2 separate regions of the Homo sapiens genome follow, and region 1 is linked to region 2. Evidence: chromatin loops called from intact Hi-C (ENCODE). Cell type or tissue: endothelial cell of umbilical vein. All regions are shown on one strand.

Region 1 (8,000 bases), 340 kb before region 2:
CCGGGCGCGGTGGCTAACGCCTATAATCCCAGAACTTTGTGAGGTCAAGGTGGGCGGATCACTTGGGGTCAGGAGTTCGAGACAAGCCTGGCCAACATAGTGAAATTCTATCTCTACTAAAAATACAAAAATTAGGCCAGGAACAGTGGCTCACGCCTGTAATCCCAGCACTTTGGGAGGCGGAGGTGGGCTGATCACGAGGTCAGGAGATCAAGACCATCCTGGCTAACACGGTGAAACCACGTCTCTACTACTAGCCAGGCGTGGTGACATTGCACCTGTAGTCCCAGCTACTCAGGAGGCTGAGGCAGGAGAATCGCTTGAACCCAGGAGGCGGAGGTTGCAGTGAGCCGAGATCACACCACTGCACCCCAGCCTGGGCGGTAGAGCGAGACTCAGTCTCAAAAAAAAAAAAAAAATTAGCTGGGCATGGTGGTGCATACCTGTAATCCCACCTACTCAGGATTCCACTGCTGAGGCAGGAGAATCGCTTGAACTCAGGAGGCAGAGGTTGCAGTGAACTAGGATGGCACCACTGCACTCCAGCTTGGGTGACAGAGTGAGACTCCTTTTCCAAAAAAAAAAAAGTAAAAACCATACCAAAGGCTGGATGTGATACATGGGCCATAGTTTGGCAATCCCTGGTCTAGATCAAGGCACCTCTAAAAATTTCACAGATGTGTCATGCCCTTGAATATTTGTAGGGCTTATCTTCTATCACCTGAGGTGCAGATGCCTTACTTAGGCATTGAGAACTCTAGTCACTTTTTGCTACCAGGTCTGCTTGGCATGATCTCATCAAAATAGTGGAACAATGACCAGAATGTCCAGGTGATCAAGGTCCATCATCTGTCTAGTTCAAACAAGGACCAAACTGGTAAATTGAATGGGTTTTCATGGGGAGAATCACTCCTGCATCCTTTAAGTGTTTGAGGAAGACACAAATCACTTCAGGATGCAGCAAGTAGCTACTTGAGGAAAGATTGTGAATAGCTACTTTAACTACTTGCTATGGCATTGCTGGCACTTCCTCAAGGGGACATGGCCCTTTAATCAGTGTATTCTAAGTCTTAAAATGGCCTTAGTTCTTAAAACGGGACAAGAGATCATGATTCCCTATCATGTGCTGACCAACCCAAGGTGTTTTTCAGATTATTAATCAAACAATATCTTAATGTATGTAGCTGCTAGGATACCATAGTTTATTAGTCTTAGGCTCCCTAGTTGTTACTCTGGCCTTGTTACCCATTAGGGTAATTGAGTATACCTGTCTTCCTGCAAGGTTGTTGTGGAAATTAACGCAGCAGCTAATTTCAACAATCCTACCTTTCGACAGTTTTATGCTGTCATCTGGCTATTCTAGATCCTATCATTCTTATTGACACCAGGGAGCCCAGTTTCTGAGAGTGTCTCCTACTATCAATCTTGACCTACAGAGGACACACAACATTGAGTTTCTCAAGGTGCTAGTGCCTCCTTTATGAATGCTTTATTCCTTATTGCTTTAGTAAAGAGAGCATCCTCTGGGTCCTCATGGGAAACATAATCATCTAGTGGTTCTTTGGTGTCTCACAATACATCAGTTCTAACATGCCTACCTTTCTGAACTTTTAGATCCCTTCCTCTGCCAAGGAATTTCCAGCATCTCTACCTCATTTACTGCAGACATAATTGTTTACAAGCTGCAAGGAGCTATTTTAGCAGTTTATTAGCAGTGGCTCCAGCTATCCATACCAGGACAAGCTCGGGGAGGAGAAAGCAAAGAGCAAGGAGAATGAAAGAACAGACCACACGCCTTCTTCCCTCTGTTAAATCCATCAACCAAAAATCAGTTCTGAACTGTGGGAGGGGAAACATGTTGAAATGCATTACAGTTTGAAGTTTTTAGCCAGATAGTACATTTTAGTACCTGAAAAGTCAGATTGTTTTAACACACAATAGTGGCTGGAAAGTGATTGCCTATGATATCTCCAAGGAACAGGGAAGAGAGGAGAACCAATGGTATTCTGGGGTTGGGGGACAAGATGTTGCTCTGCAGTGAAGTGGTGTGATCTCAACTCACTACAGCCTCAACCTCCCTGGCTCAGCCAATCTTCCCATCGCAGCCTCCTGAGTAGCTGGGACTACAGGGGCACACTACCATGCCTGGCTAATTTTTTCATTTTTGTAGACACAATGTCTCACTATGTTGCCCAGGCCGGTCTTGTGTTTCTGGGCTCAAGTGATCCTCCCATCTTGGCCTTCCATAGTGCTGGAATTACAAGCATGAGCCACCATGCCTGGCCCCAGTGGTATTTTTGAAGGCAGTGGTGCAAGAAAAATAGCTGTTTCCTCATTGTTCACTACCAATTACAGACAGTTCAAATAACAAGCTGTACAAGTATTGCAGTGCAAAATGGAGTTACTGCCTCTTCGTTCTTTGATTTTTTTTTTCCATTTAGGAAATGGGTTAAAATAAGCTATTGTGCAATATGAAATTACTAGACATTCTGTCCTTTATAAACACAAATACATTAATTCTGCATACCGTAATATGTGAACCGGTTTTGGAGACTGGAGAGTAGTAACATAAATGCCATACAGGAGCTTTAGCCATTCACTATGGCGCTCAAGGAAGGAAATAAATGTCTCATCCATGGCCATGGGGGGCGGCTGTTCAAAGAGAGCTTAATGAAACAGGTTATACTTAAACAGAAGTTGACATGCTGAGTGTGGTTTTGAAAGATATACAGAAAAAATGATTTCTGAGTATAGAGAACAATAGGAAAAGGTATGGCAGTATACTAAAAATGAGTAATCCAATTTAGATGAAACAAAGAATCTATGAAGAGATATAATGGAAAACAAAGCCTGAAAAACATACTTGGCCAATATCTGAAGTCTTGGACACAAGGTGGCAGGATTTATACATTATAGGTAGGCGTATGCTATGGTTTGCATACATAGTTCACATGTTGGATGTGATCACCTTAACACCCAAGGTGATGGTATTAAGAGGTGGGGTCTTTGGGAGGTAGCGAGGGCTCCATCCTCATCAATGAAATTAGTGCCCTTATTAAAGGACTTGAAGGCACCTGTTAGCTTCTTCTGTCTTTTCTGCCATGTGAGGATGCTGCAAGAAGGCACCCTCACCAATTACTGAAGCTGCCAGCACCATGATCTCAGACTTCTCAGCCTCTAGCACTGTAAGAAATACATTTCTATTGCTTATAAATTCCCCCATCTAAGACATTTTGTTATAGCAGCAGGAACAGACTAAGGCAGTATATTAGTCCATTTTCAAGCTGCTGATAAAGACATACCCAAGGCTGGGTAGTTTATAAAGAAAAAGAGGTTTAATAGACTTACAGTTCCGCGTGGCTGAGAGAGGCCTCACAATCATGGCAGAAGGCGAGAAGCACATTTTACAAGGTGGCAGACAAGAGAAAAATGAGAACCATGCGAAAAGGGTTTCCTCTTATAAAACCATCAGATCTCATTAGACTTATTCACTACCATGAGAACAGTATGGGGGAAACTGTCCCCATGATTCAATTATCTCCCACTGGGCCCCTTCCACAACATGTGGGAATTATGGGAGCTACAATTCAAGATGAGATTTGGGTGGGGACACAGCCAAACCATATCAGGCAGCATAAGAAAGATTGATTGAAATTCTAATATTTCCCTTGGTGTTTTAAAAATAATTTATTTAAATTCTTATTTATAAACTGAACCTCAAGATAGAGGAATTGGGAGTAAGACTCCACTAAGGGACAGTGGGAAGGGAGCTGGGAAGCACAGCAGTGACTGGGGTAACTATCAGTACATTCTGATGGGAGGGACTTAGTGGAAAGAGACAGCCCAAAATTCTTGCTGCATCTGCCAGTCAGCATAGTTGAGGTGGGAACAGACAGGGCCCTGTTACTCAGGCACCACTTCTGAATTTGGCATCCTCCAATAAGTCTTTCTTTCGCTGAAGTCCACCCACTACCCCATCCCAGTCTGATCTTGGTCTGAGTATAGGAAGTGAATGGTATACCTCTGTGTCAGACCCTGTGTGCCAAGGGTTCTTTACCTCTGGAGCTGATCACTTAACCTTCAAGTTGAATACTGGAGTCCAGTATCAAAACACCGCATTTACATTAACAAGCATATGCTTCCCCATTCCTTAATCATCAGAAGGAATAGAGTTATTAGAAAGTTGCTAAGGTGTTAGAAATCCATCAGTTGTCTGAGAAAGTTAGTGGAAGGATGCAGTAGAACAACACATTTAAAATGACTACCACTTCCTGGCACAGAGTAGATATTCAATATCAAGTTTCCTCTCTGTTGTTTTCCTACACAAGAGAGTGGCACAGAGTAAGTAATATCTGTCCTATAAACACTCACCATGGCTATCCCTCCCTGCCCTGCTAAAAGAAGACATAGTATATCCTCCCATTAATTTCTTTCCCCATTCCTACAGATATTCTTCCTATGAGATGGTGTCATCCTTATCCATTCCTGTTTTCTTCTTCTGGACACCTATGGTTTGTTTCTGTCCGTTTATGATGCAATACCTCAAACAACATTCAGTTCCTCAGATATGAGCTGACTAATGAAGGAGAAACAAAAGGGCTTCTTCCTCTTGGCTTAGATGCAACAATTCTGTTTTTCCAGGCTAAGGATTTCTTCGGGGTTTTGTTTTTCTTTGGTTTGGTTTGGTATAGCGCCACAAGTTGCTGTTGACTCATTTAGCTTCTAGCCAAAGGAAACCCCTGAGCCTCTTTTTCCTCCATGTGATGCTGCTGAGCCATCTCTTCCCCACCCAGATCTTGGAGAGCTGTTTGCTTTTCTAGATCTGAGTAAAGGACCTCTCATACCCAGTAAATTCCATCTTGTTAGATTCATTTTCTTCATTGTAGCCTTTAAGCACATTAACTATCCTGTTCCATCACCACTCCACATATCTTCTTCAAATTAGATTGATTTTCCAGTGATGTTCTTTATTGAAGACATTGCTAAAAAGCCTAAGTAGGACAGGAGACAACACTGAGCCCTGTGACCTGCCACAAGAAGCCTCTTAACAGGTTGAAAGAGAATTCATTAAACAGAACTCTTTTGGTATGGTCATTCAACTGGATGTGAATTCACCTAATTGATCTAGAATCCAGTTCATATTATTACACATTTTCTTTTTTTTTTTTCTTTTATATTTAGATGGAATCTCGCTGTCACCCAGGCTGTAGTGCAGTGGCCTGATCTTGGCTCACTGCAACCTCTGCCTCCCGGGTTCAAGCGATTCTCCTGCCTCAGCCTCCCAAGTAGCTGGGATTACAGATGCCTGCCACCACGCCTAGCTAATTTTTTGTATTTTTAGTAGAGATGAGGTTTCACTGTGTTAGCCAGGATGGTCTCGATCTCCTGACCTTGTGATCCACCCGTCTCGGCCTCCCAAAGTGCTGGGATTACAGCCATGAGCCACAGCGCCCGGCCTATTACATATTTTCTAAAACAAATCATGAGATATCTTGCCAAATGCTTTGTTCAAGTCACATCTACAATTTTTGCGGCACTCACTTCATCTTCCAGTCTAGAAAGTCTATCAAAAATGAAAATAATTCTACTGTAGAATGGTTTACTCTTTGTGAATACTGTTTATTAATGTTTGAAATGTACCACCCCTCTCCATTGCCCTCACCCATTAAAAAACTCATTTTCTAAAATGTGCCTCCCGCCGCCCCACTTTTTTTTTTTTGAGGCAGAGTCTCGCTCTGTCACCCAGACTGGAGTGCAATGGTGTGATCTCAGCCCACTGCAACCTCCGCCTCCCAGGTTCAAGCAATTCTCTTGCCTCAGCCTCCCGAGTAGCTGGGACTATAGGTGTGTGCCACCACACCCGGCTAAGTTTTGTATTTTTAGTAGAGATGGGGTTTCGCCATGTTGACCGGGCTGGTCTCAAACTCCTGACCTCAAGTGATCTGCCTGCCTTGGCCACCCAAAGTGCTGTGATTACTGGCATGAGCCACCACACCTGGCCTCAAATGTACCCCTTTTTTCATAGAGACAGTACAGCACTGTGATCCAAAGTGTGGCTTGAATCCTGGCTCCTCTACCTTCTGGCTGTGCTGACATGGGCACGTCGCCTTGGCTATCTGTCCCTCAGGTTCTTAATCAGTAAAATGAGAACAATGATAGAACCCACATCATAGGATTAGTATAAGGATTGAATCACTTCACATTGATAAAGCATTTAGAAGCATTTCTGGCACTTTAGTAAGCAAAATATGATTCTGGAATTTGGAAGATATTTGAGCTAGAGATATAAACATGGGAGTCTTTGGCATATCAATAGTATTTGTTTTACCTTGGGTTCCCCTAGAAGCAGATCCTGACAAGGATGTTAGTGTAAATACTTTATTTGGGAGGAGAGTCCAAGAAATACTGGTGGAGAAATGGGGAATTGAGACAGGAAAAGGAAGGACGTCAATAAACGGTGCATTATGAAGTAAGTTACTCTTGCAGATAACAGATGTTTAGTTCCATTGTGGGACTCTGGGAGACAGTGTAGAAGAGGCCTTAAAGTTATCCTAACTGAGGGACCAGAAAGCTAAATAATTATCCATCAAACCTCAACCGTCTTTGGCCAAGGCCTGCTTTGGGGGCTTAACTCTTCAGCAGTTCCAGCTTCTCTGCAAGAGAGTCCAGAGCTCCCTGGGTCAAGAAAAGGCCCCAAGGCAGAGAATCTGAAGTGCCCCCAGTAATCAGCCTTCTGTGTGCAGAGGTGAGTCTTGAGGGACTATGAGTGGGGCACCCAAGCATGAGAGTATCTGATGTCATCCTAGGAGTGAGTGAAGTTAGAGAGAAGGTGGGGTCTGGCCACCAAAGTGCTGTAGCACTCCAACATTTGGAGGTCAAGAAGATAAGATGGAACCAGGAAAAGAAACTGAGGAGAGGCCAGTGAAAAAAAAGAGAGTAGAGTTCTGGACTCCAAGTTGAGAGGAAGAATCCAAGCAGGAGGAAGAATCAACCATGTCAAATGCTGCAGAAAGGTCAAATAAGGTGAGGATTGAAGATTGACCATTGGATTTAGATACTTGGAGGCCACTGTTGACCTTGACAGGAGCAGTTTTACAGAGGTGGTTCAGGATAGGGCGTGAGTTCCAAAGAAGTAAAATTGGAGGCAGCCTGTATAGACAACTCTTTCAAATAGTTGGTTGTAGAGAAATAAAACAGTGGCTGAAGGGGGTGTGCATGTCGAGAGAGAGAGAGTTTGAGAAGGGAAGTGTTGTAGCATGGTTGTATGTGGATGGGATTAATTCAGTCAAGAGGGAAAAACTGATGATGCAGGGAAAAGAAGGATAGTTATGAAAGTGTTATCCTTCATAAGTGAGAGGGAATGGGATCTTGTGCACAAGCAGAGGAAGTTTCCTTAGAAGCAGAGACCACTTGTCAATAGCAACAGAGAGAAGGCAGAAGGGTCTACACACTCCACCACAGATGCAGACAGGTGGTGAAGTGTGTAGAAATTCGCTTCTGAGCTCTGATAAATTTGACAGAAACAAGCAAGTCAGCTGATATCTGATGATTGGGGCAGAGGGGATGTTGGAGTATTGAGGAGAATGGAGAAGGTGGGAAGTAATCATCCAGGATTGAGAATAGATGAGGAACAGGGAGAAGGATCGCCAAGCAGCACCAAAGGGTCATGGGAGATGAGTGGCCTAAGGGCAGTCGGCAGAGTTTTGTCTTTCTCCAGCCATGTTCAACTGCTTGGGTGCAGACAGAGTGGAGGAGAAATAGATTTAACCAAGGTTGGGTATGCTTTATGTCCAACTTCCAACATGTAACCTTGCTCCAGGAAGACATTATGTAGTTATTGGCTAAGAAATTAAATTTTATTGAGACAATAATCCTGAATTCCAAGAGTTTTGAGAATATGTTAAAAGCAAAGTGAGATAAAAGAGATTTATGGGAAAGCAAAGCAGAAGTTGCTTTACTCAATCCATTTTGAAGGTGTTTCTTTGCCAAAACTGAATAGA
Region 2 (8,000 bases):
CTAAAGGAAGAGATTGAAAGGCGAAGAGCAGAAGCTGCTGAGAAACGCCAGAAGATGCCAGAAGATGGCTTGTCAGATGACAAGAAACCATTCAAGTGTTTCACTCCTAAAGGTTCATCTCTCAAGGTATTTTTTTCCCCAGAAAACTTCTATTAGAATATGATAGAGACTGGATTTTAGCCCCTTGTTTAGTTATTGATTATACAGGGCCTTTGTTCATTTATCTTTTTGCTATCCTTCCAAGTTAATCTGTTCAGGCTGCTATAACAAAATACTTTAGACTGGGGCCAGGCACGGTGGCTCATGCCTGTAATCCCAGCACTTTGGGAGGCAGATGTGGGCAGATCACCTGAGGTCAGGAGTTCGAGACCAGCCTGGCCACCGTGGTGAAACCCCATCTCTACCAAAAATTCAAAAACTAGCCGGACGTGGTGGCACACACCTGTAATAATCTCAGCTACTTGGGAGGCTTAGGCAGGAGAATCACTTGAACCCAGGAGGCAGAGGTTGCAGTGAGCTAAGATAATGCCACTGCACTCTAGCCTGGGCAACAGAGCAAGATTCCATCTCAAAATTTATCACTCACAGTTTTGGAGGCTGGAAAGTCAAAGATCAAGGTGCCAGCAGATGTGGTGTCTAGTGAGGGCCTATTCCTCATAGGTGGCACCTTCTCCCTGTGTCCTTACATGGTGGAAGGAGAAAGGGAGAAAACAGGCTTCCTTAGGCCTCTTTTATAAGGGCACTAGTCCCATTCACAAGGGCCTCACCCTCATCACCTAGTTACCACCCAAAGGTCTCACCTCTTAATACCAACACATCAAGGACTCAGTTTCAACATATAAATGTTGGACCATAGCACCTCCTTTCAGCTGTTTCACAGCTTCTCTTTGTTTACAACATATGGAAAGGAGGGACAGTAGTGAAATTTTTATCTGTTGTTTATTAGATGCTTTGGCATACATTAAAATGACATTCGGTGATTATCTCTCAATTTTACTGATCCACATTCTCCATGTGCCTCATTCCTTTGAGCAACTGAGAATAGAGACATCTAAAATTTATAAAATAGGAAAGTATATTTTAAAAGTTTAAGCTGCTTTTCATGCTAGCTGTTCATTTTTTCTTTGTCATGATTAAAAGCCAGCTGGAAATGGTACAGGTGCAAATTTTAAAGCAATTATTATGGGAGGAGGTGAAATGTGACTTGGAAAGGGTCCTTTTCCAGGATGGCTTTGGTCCTATGACAGCCTTCATGGAGCACAGCTCCTATTTGATGTAAAACAGAGTGCTGCCAAGAGAACAGAAAAGGAGCAGGAATCAGCTGAGTCAGGGAGATGATAGAATAGTTGAGATGTAGGGAAAACACAGTGGACTCAAGAAAGTAGCATCCTTGATTTATAATCAGTCCACCATTATTGCCAGTGGCAGTTTCTTTGAGAATTAACATCATTGAGCATCTAGCACAGTGCCTTACATCATATTGAAGATACTTAATAAAAATTTGTTAAATGATGAATAAAGGAATGAATCTTCAGAGATTGGGACTTTTAACATTTCATTTTCCATCAACCTAGCTAGGTTATAAAGCATCAACAATGGACAAAGCCATGAGAGAATTATACCCAGGTCTGGCCGGGCACAGTGGCTCACACCTGTGATCCCAGCATTTTGGGAGGCCGAGGTGGATGGATCACCTGAGGTCAGGAGTTCTAGACCTTCCTGGCCAATCTGGTGAAACCCCATCCCTACTAAAAATACAAAAATTAGCCAGGTGTGATGGCGCACACCTGTAATCCCAGGTATTTGGGAGGCTGAGGCAGGAGAACCACTTGAACTTGGGAGGCAGAGGTTACAGTGAGCCGAGATCGTGCCACTGCACTCCAGCCTGTGTGACAGAATGAGACCCTATCCCAAAAAAAAGAAAAAAAGAATCATAGCGAGGTCTGGATGGTTAATTATGTACATATGTGTACGGTTATATCAAGTGGCACACCAAAATGACCAAAAACTGCTTACATTTTACAGTTATTACTTGTTCCACATGAAAATCAGAATTTTTTAATCCCCAAATAACTTCCCTTAGTCTTTTTTTTTTTTTTTGAGATAGAGTCTCGCTGTGTTGCCCAGGCTGGAGTGCAGTGGCACCATCTTGGCTCACTGCAACTTCCGCCTCCCAGGTTCAAGCGATTCTTCTGCCTCAGCCTCTCGAGTAGCTGGGACTACAGGTGCACGCCACCATGCCCAGCTAATTTTTGTATTTTTAGTAGAGACAGGGTTTCACCATATTGGCCAGGCTGGTCTCGAACTCCTCACCTCATGATCCGCCCACCTTGGTCTCCCAAAGTGCTGGGATTACACGCATGAGCCACCATGCCCGGCTCACTTAGTCTTTATGATGGTCTAGGTCCCAGTCATATTTCTGATACCTCCCAAATAAATTATTTGTACTTGAACCCTTGTCTCAAGGTCTGCTTCAGGGAAAATTTAAACTAAGCCACAGAGGGATTATACATTTAATATCTGATTATTTATGAAATACTTAATGCATGCTATGTCCTATGAGGGAAAGAACAAAGCAAGGTGGCTGCCCTGATGGCTCTAATGACTGCCTCAAAGAAACAATTCAAGAATTACAAAAGTGAGCAGAGCAAAATGAGTAGAGAAAGGCCTTGTGGAGTAGGCAAGCTTTATTTATAAACTCTGAAATTTGAATTTTATGTAATTTTATTGTGCTTTTCTAATGTCATGAAATATTATTCTTCTTTTGATTTTTTTTTAACCGTTTAACAGTGTGAAAACCATTCTCAAGGCCAGGTGCGGTGGCTCACACCTGTAATGCCAGCACGTTGGGAGGCTGAGGCAGGTGTATCACCTGAGGTCAGGAGTTTGAAACCAACCTGGCCAACATGGTGAAACCTCGTCTCTACTAAAAATACAAAAATTAGCCAGGCAAAGTGGCAGGTGCCTGTAATCCCTACTCAGGAGCCTGAGACAGGAGAATCACTTGAACCTGGGAGGCAGAGGTTAGCTGGGCGCAGTGGCGCATGCCTGTAATCCCAGCTACTTGAGAGGCTGAGGCAGAAGAACTGCTTGAACCTGGGAGGCAGCAACAAAAGCAAAACTCCGTCTCAAAAAAAAAAAAAGAAAAGAAAAAGAAAACCATGTTCTCTCTTTCTACCTTCTTTAAAATCCCACCCAAGCCTTCCTTGAACAGTCTTGGTAACATGAAGAAAATAGTAGTCATCTAGACTTCCAAATTCTACTGTGGTTTTTTTTTTTTGTTTTTTTTTTTCAGGAGAAACTACAACCTACCCTACCCTCCTCTAATTATTTCTTCTCTACCAAATTTCTCAACGTACCTATTTCTCTGGTCTTTCCCTCAGCCAGATGCTGGCTTCCCATTTCATCTAGTACCCCCAGGAAGCCATTTATCTACTCCCTCTGATGGAGAGGCATTTGTCTGCAATTGATTAAAGTAGATGTATAAAAAAGGTCTAGGTTATTTTAAATTTCTATGTAAGAGAGACACATATTCAGGGGCAGACAGTCTATGCTTCCCTCCATGTATGTGCCTTGAAGAACTTGCTGTGACTCTGATTTTCAAGCTCAATTTCATATTCTACAATGTAATTGGGATAGCTATTGATACCCTTGGCCCTGCAACTTTTATAAGTGGTCACAAGTTAGCATTGTAGAATACCAATGGGAGGAAAAATATTTGCTATTTGACATCAAAATACTACCAACTACTGTATTTTTAAAAAATATCTCATGATTTCTATTCCTTGTTTGGGAAAGTCTGTACCTAGTTTTTCATCATTAAATTATGTTAGCAGTGACTGATTTTCATATGCAATAAAGAATAGATTTTAAGTAAATTAAATTCAAAGATTTTTTAATTTCTATTGCCTTTATTGGTTGGGGCAGGGTGTGGAGTAACGAGAGCACCAATTTTCTAAAACGAATGGTGTGCTTTTATTCCAAGTTTTATCGAGACAATACTGCCACCTCTTGGTCTTCAGAAGAACCAATTTCCCTTGTTAAATTCCTTAAACAGAACATTTAATATACAAATTCAGTACAAATTGTTTAGAGCCACTAAGTTAGGATATTTTCTAGCAGGAGTGCATCAGTAAACGGACAGTGCATCCTGACAAAATGTGCGAAATGCAATGATGAAGTCAGGCTATGTTAGCTATGATAGAAGCAAAAGGAGGAGTAGGAATCTGAGAATCTCGGTGATTTGAATAAATGCCATGGCCAAGGTTAGAAAGATGATCCCTGAGTCATAAAGATGCTGCAGGTGGGACAAAGAACAGTTCTCACCTCCGCTATCCCCTTCTGCAGTGCCTCTATCCTCCCACCACACTGAATTTTTCTTTATCCCCAGTCTCACCACGCTGCGTGCCTTGTGGCTCTCCAAATCTTTGTACATGTGCTTGCTTTGCCAGAAATGCCCTTTCCTGGCTAAGCCATGCACTTCCTTCCTCACTTTCATAAACTCATTTCTGAAACCATGTAAACCAGAAACTACTAATCTCAGCTCAAATATCAACACTACTGAAAAGCCTTCTCCACCTCCCCCAGATAGTTACTTCTTATACACACAGCATTTTTTTCTTTAATATTGTACCTACTGTTAATTTTTAAATATTTTATTTTATATACTTTACTAGTCTTCCCTACTAAATTCTGTGTTCCTTAAAGAATAAGACCTTGTCAGTCAGGCACAGTGGTTCACACCTGTAATCCCAGCACTTTGGGAGTCCAAGGTGGGCGAATCATGAGGTCAAGAGATCGAGGCCATCCTGGCCAACATGGTGAAATCCCATCTCTACTGAAAATACAAAAATTAGCTGGGCATGGTGGCGCGCATCTGTAGTCCCAGCTACTCGACGCTGAGGCAGAAGAATCACTTGAACCCGGGAGGTGGAGATTGCAGTGAGCCGAGATTCCACCACTGCACTCCATCCTGGCAACAGAGTGAGACTCTGTCTCAAAAAAGAAAAAGAAAAAGACCTTGTCTATCTTAGCTTGCTTAGGTTGCCATAACAAAATACCATAGACTGGATGGATTAAACAATAGAAATGTATTTCTCACAGTCCTGGAGGCTGGAAGTCCAAAATCAAGGTGCAAGCAGATTCAGTTTCTGGTGAGAGCCCTCTTCATGGCTTGCAGATGGCTGCCTTCTTACTGTGTCTTCACATGGAGGAAAGAGAGCAAGTGAGCTCTCTAGTGTGTCTTCCTGTAGGGATAACAATCCTGTAGGATCAGGGTTCCACCGCTCTGATCTCATTTAACCTTAATTACTTCCTTAGAGGCCCCATTTCCAAGTACAATCACATTGGGGGTTAGGGCCTCAACACATGCATTTTAGGGGGACACAGTTCGATCAATAGCACTATTTTATTTATTAGTATTCAATTTTATATAGAAGGTACTGAGTATATTATTTATTGGCTAATTGTTTGGCTGACAGGCTGGCAGGGATAAAAATAGGATAGATGGATGGATAGATGGATGGATGGATGGACGGACGGACGGATGGGTAATATTTATTAAAAGTGCCAGTGCATTGCATAGTTCTAAACTGTTTCACCTTACTCACCTGGGAATTTTTTCTACAGAAATATACTTCTAAGTTTATAATTAAAATCAGAAAAATAAGAGTTACTTTACAGATGTTTTATATATCCCATAAAGTCAGCACTACTTATAGTACTTTTTTGCATAGTTTTTTAAGTAAGAGTTTGCTTTTGTCTTTGTAGGAAATCATCAGAAAGAATGAAATGCTCTTACTAGTATCTATAAAACTGTTATTCAACTGATATTAGAGAGGAAGCATGTTTTCAAAAAAAAAAAACTCTGTGGTATTTATTAATTGCTCATGAATCCCAGACCAGTCTGGGTCAGAAAGAACCCCTCACATCTTGGAGAATTGTGTGTATCCCCTCAAAATTCATATGTTGAAATCCTAATCTGCAATATGATGGTATTAGGAGGTGGGATCTTTGGAAGACAATTAGGTCATGAGGGTGGAGGCCCCCTTAATGGGATTAGTGCCCTTGTAAGAAGAGACACAGAACCTTATTTGCTCCCTCTCTATTCTGCACTATATGAGGACACAGCAGGAAGGTGGCCATCTGCAAACCATGAAGAGAGGTCTCACCAGACCCCAACCATGCTGGCAACCTAATCTTAGACTTCCCAGTCTCCGGAACTGTGAGAAATGTTTGTTGTTTTAAGGCACCCAGTCTATGGTAATTTCTCACATTAACCAAGACTCACTGAGACAAGGGGCCACTCAAACATACTAGCCTAGGGCAACTAAAATCCAGTAGATTTCTTGACTGTCCTGAACAGGGAAGAAAATGGAACTTTTCAGCGTGCATGTGCTTTGGCACATGCAGTCATAAGCAAAGAAGGTATTTGCTCATGGTATTGATAGGTGATGGGTGGTAGAGGATATTTCTAGCCTGGAGTTGGGTGTGGCATGGATTCAACAAATATTTGCTTATTGCTAACATCTAAATTTAAGTGTTACAGTTTCAGTAAAATATAATGTTTGATTTAGCAGCTTCAGTTGTAGCAAAAAAGTTCCTAGCTTTAAAAAAAAAAGAACTCATCAAAGACTACTAACTGCTGATTTTTTCTATGTCCAACCCTGTTTCTCTGGGCTCATTTCCTCATTTCACACTTGGGCTAAGAGGGGCTTCATGGGAAGCCTCAGCCATTACAGATGAGCTGTGCCCCATCCTCATTCTACCTGTATCCCGCCTTTTACGTTCCAAGGCTAATTAAGTTCAGCAATAGGCTTGATCATTGACCCTTGTCAAGTTAGGAAATCAGGTTAAGCAATAAGGGACTAGTTCACATTTCCTAGTTATTCAATCCTGTTACATACCAAATACATAGTTAAAACATTATGGGAAAATTTTGTTACTCGAATAGCATGGTATGTCTCTAGTAAATACATCCTAAAGGGTAACAGTGTGTGTTTTTGAAAAAATTATTTGTTTGTTGTTGTTGCATTTTGTTTGTTTGTTTTGAGACAGATGCTCACTCTGTCACCCAGGCTGGAGTGCAGTGGCACAATCTTGGCTCACTGCAATCTCTCCCTCCCAGGTTCAAGCAATTCTCCCACCTCAGCCTTCCAAGTAGCTGGGGCTACAGGCGCGTGTCACCACACCCAGCTACTTTTTGTATTTTTTAGTAGAGATAGGGTTTCACCATGTTGGCCAGGCTGGTCTTGAACTCCTGACCTCAAGTGATTTGCCTGCCTCGGCCTCTCAAAGTGCTAGGATTATAGGTGTGAGCCTCAGCGCTCAGCCAATTATGTTAGTCTTAAACTTTAATTATTTTGCCACTGATTTATATTGTTTTAGAGGCATTTTTATTCCATTTCTGTCTGGTCTTTATTTTGCCTTGAAAACTTGATTTTTTTTTTTTTACACGTTTTCTCTATCCTGTATCAATCCTACCTTCATTCCCCCAAATCTCACTATCAAATACCTTATATGTAGTTTTGCTTTCTAGCAGAGCTACGCACAGTAACTCAAATACCCTTATATGCTCTTCGGTGTGTTTAACAGGTTCAGGGATGATATTGGCCTGGGCTGAGAAACACTGTTTATAAGCTTGAAATATTAATTGGGTTTATTTTCTTTTGTAATTCCTAGATAGAAGAGCGAGCAGAATTTTTGAATAAGTCTGTGCAGAAAAGGTAAATATGCTTGATGGTTCAATTGAGCTAATCAGCTAGCATATGTATGAGAAGATTCTCTCTCATATTTTTATATGTATGTGTTTACTTTTTTAGCAGTGGTGTCAAATCGACCCATCAAGCAGCAATAGTCTCCAAGATTGACAGCAGACTGGAGCAGTATACCAGTGCAATTGAGGTGAGAATTGTCCTCAGCGTTATGGTCCTGCTGAACAGAAATAGATTCTGACTACATAGAAGAGCATAAAAACACTTAGGACAATAATCAAGTCCAAT

The links. A loop is a pair of places that touch in the nucleus more often than their neighbours do. Peaks named below come from ENCODE experiments on the same cell type or tissue, not always from the same donor. Only the 100,000 strongest peaks of a DNase experiment are listed, where the experiment ranks them.
Region 1: it touches region 2 in a loop (3-fold over the local background); 7 of 110 quality-filtered maps call a loop at or near these places.

The regions. Positions count from the first base shown.
Region 1 is chr7:134,609,494-134,617,493 of GRCh38, forward strand. No RefSeq gene overlaps it. Among named protein-coding and RNA genes, the nearest start is that of BPGM, 33 kb to the right of the region's middle. In endothelial cell of umbilical vein, no CTCF peak of the experiment used is centred here; a DNase peak (open chromatin) is centred at 4,588; H3K27ac peaks cover 2,451 bases.
Region 2 is chr7:134,950,389-134,958,388 of GRCh38, forward strand. CALD1 (caldesmon 1) reads left to right here. Exons shown (of 15, transcript NM_033138.4): 9 at 1-126; 10 at 7,681-7,724; 11 at 7,821-7,902. Among named protein-coding and RNA genes, the nearest start is that of AGBL3, 32 kb to the right of the region's middle. In endothelial cell of umbilical vein, CTCF peaks have their summits at 4,014 (motif pointing left) and 4,229; no DNase peak of the experiment used is centred here.